2 separate regions of the Homo sapiens genome follow, and region 2 is linked to region 1. A link is an interaction called in ENCODE POLR2A ChIA-PET data of the cell type or tissue named here. Cell type or tissue: OCI-LY7. All regions are shown on one strand. Each heading gives the region's core, and the rest is flanking DNA. Links, peaks and the distances in the headings are about the cores only.

Region 1 (2,922 bases), core at 288-2,787:
TATATTTTGCTTATATTGTTTATTGCCTTTTTTTCTCCACCTGATATAAGCTCCATGAAAGCAAGGATTTTTGTTGGTTTTGTTTTCTGTAGATTTCAAGCACCTAGTAGAACAGTGCCTGGCATTTAGTAGGAACCCGAGTATTTGAATGAACTATTTTATTAATTGTAGTCTATACTTGGAAAAGGTTTAATTTTTTTAAAGTTTTAATTTCAGTTTTTCTTTGGAATATTATGCGCCTTGAAGTCGTCTTTTTGCTGTATTTCTGTTTTTCTTCATGAGTATCCTTATTAATTTATTCATCTTGAGTCCTTATTAAGCACTATGCTGGTTGCATGGGGATATACAAAGATATAGATATAATAATTCTATACAATTTTGTAAATAAATATATATACATAAATTATGCATAAATATGTATCTTTTGTATAAGTTATATATATATACAATTATTATTATTTTTTTGAGACAGGGTCTTGTTCTGTTGCCCAGGCTGGAGTGCAGTGGTGTGATCACGGCTCACTGCAGCCTCAACCTCCTAGGCTCAACCAGTCCTCCCATTCAGTCTGCTGAGTAGCTAGGACTACAGACATGTGCCACCATGCCTGGCTAATTAAAAACAAATTATTTTGTAGAGACAAGTCTTGCTGTGTTGCCCAGGTTGGTCTTGAACTGCCGGGCTCAAGCCATCCTCCTGCCTGGGTATCCCAAAGCCCTGGGATTACAGGCATGAGCCAGTGTGCCCAGCCAGAGATAAAGTATTCATGGACTCTGACTTTTATACTTTTATGAGCTTACAGTCTATTAGGGGAGTTGATAGTATGGGATGTGGGTGTGTGTGTCTGTGTGTGTGTGTGTGTGTGTTTGTGTGTTTTAAAAAGGTAAGTACCTAAGAGAGAGTGATCCAGAATTCAGAAGAACAAGAAATTATTTCTAGTGGAGGGGAATAATAGAGCGATTTCAGCGAGGGTGTGTGTAGTGTGTAGTATCAGCCATGGAAAACAAATAGAACTGGATTATGAGAAAAATGGAAAAGAGAATTCCATATGGAGGGAATAGCATTAGCAAAATAAGAATGCTCAAGATTTGTATGGAAAATAAGTGGTTCATTTTGTTGACGATACGATATATGAAAGGAATTAGCAGAGCGTAAGTTTGGAGAGGAATGTTGGAGCTACTGATAGAAGGATTTGAATGCAGGAATAAGGAATTCAAGCCTTACTCTGTTTGAAAGCCCCAGTGATAAAGGACATTATCAGGACTATCTTTATGAGTTTGACAATGTTACGTGGAAAGACAGACTGAAATAAATACGACTGGTTCTCGAATAATGTTTCATTCGATGTTGTTTCATTATAATGTTGACCAAAAAAAAAAAAAAAAGATTCCTGGCTGGAGCCACTGTCTACATGGAGTTTTCACGTTCTCCCCATGTCTGTGTGGGTTTTCTCTGGGTGCTCTGGTTTCCTCCATATCTGAAGGATGCGCAGTTTAGGTTAATTGGTCTGTCTAAATGGTCCCAGGATGAGTGAGTGAGGGTGTGTGTGTGAGTGTGCGCTGTGACGGAATGGTGTTCTGTCTAGGATTGGTGCCCACCTTGTGCCCTGAGTTGTTGGGATAGGCTCTGGCCATCTGCATTCTTGAACTGGAATAATTAAGTAGTCATCTTGTTTTTTGTTAACTTTTCTTACATATATATATAGCTCACATTTATTTCAGTGTTTAATATTACAAGCGTTTTGGTTTTTATTTAGAAGTTTGGTGATGTTTTTGTGACAAGAAGAACTTAACCGTTGTATATATCAATTAGCCTCTGATAAATTGGTTTTATTATATGTTATTTCCTCTAACGTCGCAGTTTCCAAGAACCTATCAAGTACATTAAATGACAACTTACTGTACACTGATTAAAATGCTATTGTAATAATTTGGGGGGAAAGCAATAAAGGTAGTGGAAATAGGTATAGGTAGTGGAAGTAGGTATATATATAATCTCAGCATTTTGGGACACCAAGGCGGAGGATCAGTTGAGCTCAGGAGTTCGAGACCAACCTGGACAACATAATGAGACCACATCTTTATAGAAACAAAGTAGCTGGGTGTGGTGGTGCTTGCCTGTAGTCTCAGTTACTTGGGAGCCTGAGGTTGGAGGATTGCTTGAACCCAAGAGGTTAAAGCCGTAGTGAGCTATGATCATGCCACTGCACTCCACTCTAGGCAACAGAGCAAGACTAGCAAAAAAAAAAAAAAAAAAAAAAAAAAAGAAAGAAAGGATGTCTTGGAACTGTTGCAACTTGGTAACTACTGAATGTGAGGGCTGAGCAACAAGCCTGACAACTACAGGGTTTCAAGCCTACTTGATTGGCAGCCTGGGGTTCCCTCAGTATAAGCAGGGAGCCCAAGAGAAGTGAGATCAGGAGGAAAATTTGTTTGGTTTTGGTATAACGTTTGCAGGTGTGATGGTTATATACAGGTGATGATGATTCTGATAAAAAGAAAATTAGTATTCTCTTTAGAAAGGATGTGCATCTGTTGCTTTCGTGCCTTCATTTTGATATAGCTAACTCCCAGAAAGAGAAGTAAGACTCAGTTGCTGGATCTATTGCTGGCATCAGAATCTAGATAATTGATTTGGAAAACTTTGACACAGTACCTGAATTTTTCTTTTCATCTGTAAGTAGCTCAACCCTTTTCACTAAGTTTGTTAGATAAGTTGCTCTGGTTGTAAAAACACTATGTATTCTCAGTAGCTTGATACAACTTACAGGTTATCCTTTGAAATCTCCTTTACTGCTGCTTCATTGGTTATGGATATCTAAGTAGTGCCTTTCTTACGTCTTTGAAGAAAACAGATGAGCAGTTGAGTGTTCCCAACTAGTAACCTTGATCACCTTGAGATGAAGGCAGTGTTTATTTGAATTA
Region 2 (2,922 bases), core at 124-2,623, 330 kb after region 1:
CTTAAAAGACATATACAGAACATTCCACCCAGCAAGAGCAGAATACACATTCTTCTCTAAAGCACATGAGGTATTCACCAGACTGTATGCCACAATTCAAGTTTCATAATATTTTACAAGATAGATATCATACAAAGTATCTTCTCGGACCACACAGATGAAGTTATAAATTAATAACAGAAGGAAAACTGGAAAAGTCACAAATATCTGAAAGTTAAACAACACTCTTAACAACTGGGTCAAAGAAGAAATCAAGGTCAGGCACGGTGGCTCACACCTGTAATCCCAGCACTTTGGGAGGCCAAGGCGGGTGGATCACCTGAGGTCGGGAGTTCGACACCAGCCTGACCAACACGGAGAAACCACGTCTCCATATCTCTAAATATCAAATTAGCCCGGTGTGGTGGCGCATGCCTGTAATCCCAGCTACTTTAGAGACGGAGGCAGGAGAACCGCTTGAACCCAGGAGGCGGAGGTTGCGGTGAGCCGAGATCACACCATTGCACTCCAGCCTGGGCAACAAGAGCGAAACTCCATCTCAAAAAAAAGAAAAAAAAAGAAGAAGAAATCAAAAGGGAAATTAGAAAATACTTAGAAATGAATGAAAATAACACAACATACAAAAACTTATGAGCTGTAGTGAAAACAGTGATCAAAGTGAAATGTATAGTTGTAAATAACTACATTAAAAAGAGGGAAAGGCTGGGAGCAGTGGCTCACACATGTAATCCCAGCACTTTGGGAGGCTGAGGAGGGTGGATCACTTTAACTCCAGAGTTCAAGACCATCAAGTTTTACACTTACAAATGATTAAAGTAATAAACATTACGCATGTTTTACCTCAATAAAAAGCCCCTCACCACCACCAAAAACGAAAAGAATGGTCAAAAACCAGTAAACTGGATTGGCAAGGAAAAGAACTCTAGAAGGATCCTCAAGTTTTCCGGTCTGGATAGGAGATGAGATGAACTTGAGATCATTAAAAGGTACTTTCACATCAGGACAGCTGGAGATCTCGTCCATGTAGCTGCCTGGGTTGTGAATGGTCAGCATGAAGTAGGTAACGGAAGCCATGGGAGTGCAAGAGTTTGCCCTAGGAAGAACTCCAAGGCAAGAACCCTGAAAAACACATCCAAAAGTGAGGGGAGAGCTTTCTGCTCTTCGGGCTCCCGCGCGACGAGTCTACACCCCTAGGCTAAAAAGACTTACCAAAGTTTAAGTGCAGAGGAGCCCTTCAGGCCCAAGGAGGCAGCGGACCGTCTAGGCCCAGCTACAGAAGAGCCGCTGAGACGGGGGTCCCGAGCAGCGGGTCCCTGCGAGGCGCACAGGGCCTGAGCCACAGACGCTTACGAGCTAAGGCACCTCGGGGTAGTAGGCAGTGAAGCTAGTGCCCAGAGTACGGTGCCCTCCGTCTGCGCCCCGCCCACAACGCAGAAATTCCCTCTCGGGGCCCCTGTTGTCCTCCGAGCCTTCCGATTGGCGGAGAGGACCATGGGACCTGGAAGTTGTCTTTGTCCGGCCAGGGCTGCCCTTCCGGTTCCGTTGGGTCCCCCTTTGGCTCGGGTTCCTTGCCCCTCCCCCTTCCCGGAGCCCCGAGGGGCCGGAGCTCCTGGCGGTGCCGGATCCTGACGGCGGCCTTCCCCCGGGTCTGTAAGTGCGGAGACGGCCGGAGCGGCGGGCTGGGGTGCGGGGTGTCTCAAAATGGAACCCCCCTGGGGCCCTGGATCAACCGGGACCTGCACTGGGATGGGAGCCGAGAGGCTGGCCTAGGCCCCTGGGGACTTGAGGAGCCCTTGGCCCGGCCCACGCTGCGCCCCGCCCCTTTCCCTTCCCTGTGACTGGAGTGGGGAGCCTGAGGATGCCCCTGGGACCGCCTCATAGGACCCCAGCTGAGGGCCCAGCAGTTGGCTTGGGGGCCTGACTCTGGCATCTTATAAGAAGTGCCAGAGGTGAGGCCCTAAGAAAACGAGCCTCGGGAGCCAGCCCAAGACCAGGCATTCAGTGCCAGTCTTTGAGAACCACTGTGAGTGCTAGGTTACCCTTTTGCTGGGGTTTTCCCCTATTTGGCCACTGGTCGCAGCACCTTTTATATTACTGGCGCTATACCAGACACTGGAGATTGGCAAGATATTGTTCCAGTTTTCGGGATTAAGTTTGGGAGCCAGATCTGAACAAATAAGTACTCCTATGTGTATATATATGTATGTATGTATCAGTCACATATGTGTTAATTGCTCAAGGGGCCGTTGCTGAGAAGGCTTTAGAAAGAAAGTGATGTCTGAATTGTACTTGGAGAGAGTAAAGTGTTGAAGAGTTTTTCAGGGAAGACAGTTGCAATACTGTGGAGAAATGACTGAGCATAACTTGTGTGGGAAGAGGAGGAAATGGGGGGACTCCTATGCACAGAATGGATATGAGACTGGGAAAGTCGACCGAGGTCCAGATGGTGAATGGTGTAATCCTAAAGGAGATGGGTAGTTTTTTGAAGAGTTCGGAACAGAATATTGATATGGTCAGATTTGCACTGCAGGAAATCATTTTGTTCTGTAGAAAGCCCATAGAGAAGGGACTTTCTATTAACTGCATTTAGACATTTAGCTAAAAGTTAGGAACGCTTATCGGAGATTCTTTTGAAGGGGTAATGGGATCAGCCTAGTGAGAGGCAAAAAATTCCTGAAATAAGTTATAATGGTGTCATTGGTAAGGAGACAAATATACTGGAGATGATTATGTCAAGACTCCATAATTAACTGAATGCTGAAGAAGTGTGAGGGACCAAATCTAATTCTTAGGTTTTAGACCTCTGAGCTGAAGGATGGTAATGCCATTATCAGAAATAAAGCCATAAGCTTAGTGTAGATTATGAATTCATTTTTTGGACATGTTGAATTAAAGGTCTAATGAGACAGACACATAGAGCTG

What was found. Peaks named below come from ENCODE experiments on the same cell type or tissue, not always from the same donor. Only the 100,000 strongest peaks of a DNase experiment are listed, where the experiment ranks them.
Region 2: POLR2A ChIA-PET joins it to region 1 with 28 read pairs; 2 of 35 experiments call an interaction of 5 or more read pairs at or near these places.

What each region holds. Positions count from the first base shown.
Region 1 is chr9:123,255,360-123,258,281 of GRCh38, reverse strand. All of the region lies in intron 1 of STRBP (spermatid perinuclear RNA binding protein), which reads left to right. Among named protein-coding and RNA genes, the nearest start is that of STRBP, 12 kb to the left of the region's middle. In OCI-LY7, for the core only: no CTCF peak of the experiment used is centred there; no DNase peak of the experiment used is centred there.
Region 2 is chr9:122,930,165-122,933,086 of GRCh38, reverse strand. It overlaps ZBTB26 (zinc finger and BTB domain containing 26), which reads left to right and starts at 1,575. Exons shown (of 2, transcript NM_020924.4): 1 at 1,575-1,650. It also overlaps a transcript of RABGAP1 not described here. RefSeq lists a silencer at 1,464-1,803. In OCI-LY7, for the core only: a CTCF peak has its summit at 2,112; DNase peaks (open chromatin) are centred at 1,476 and 2,006; H3K4me3 peaks cover 2,500 bases; H3K27ac peaks cover 1,992 bases.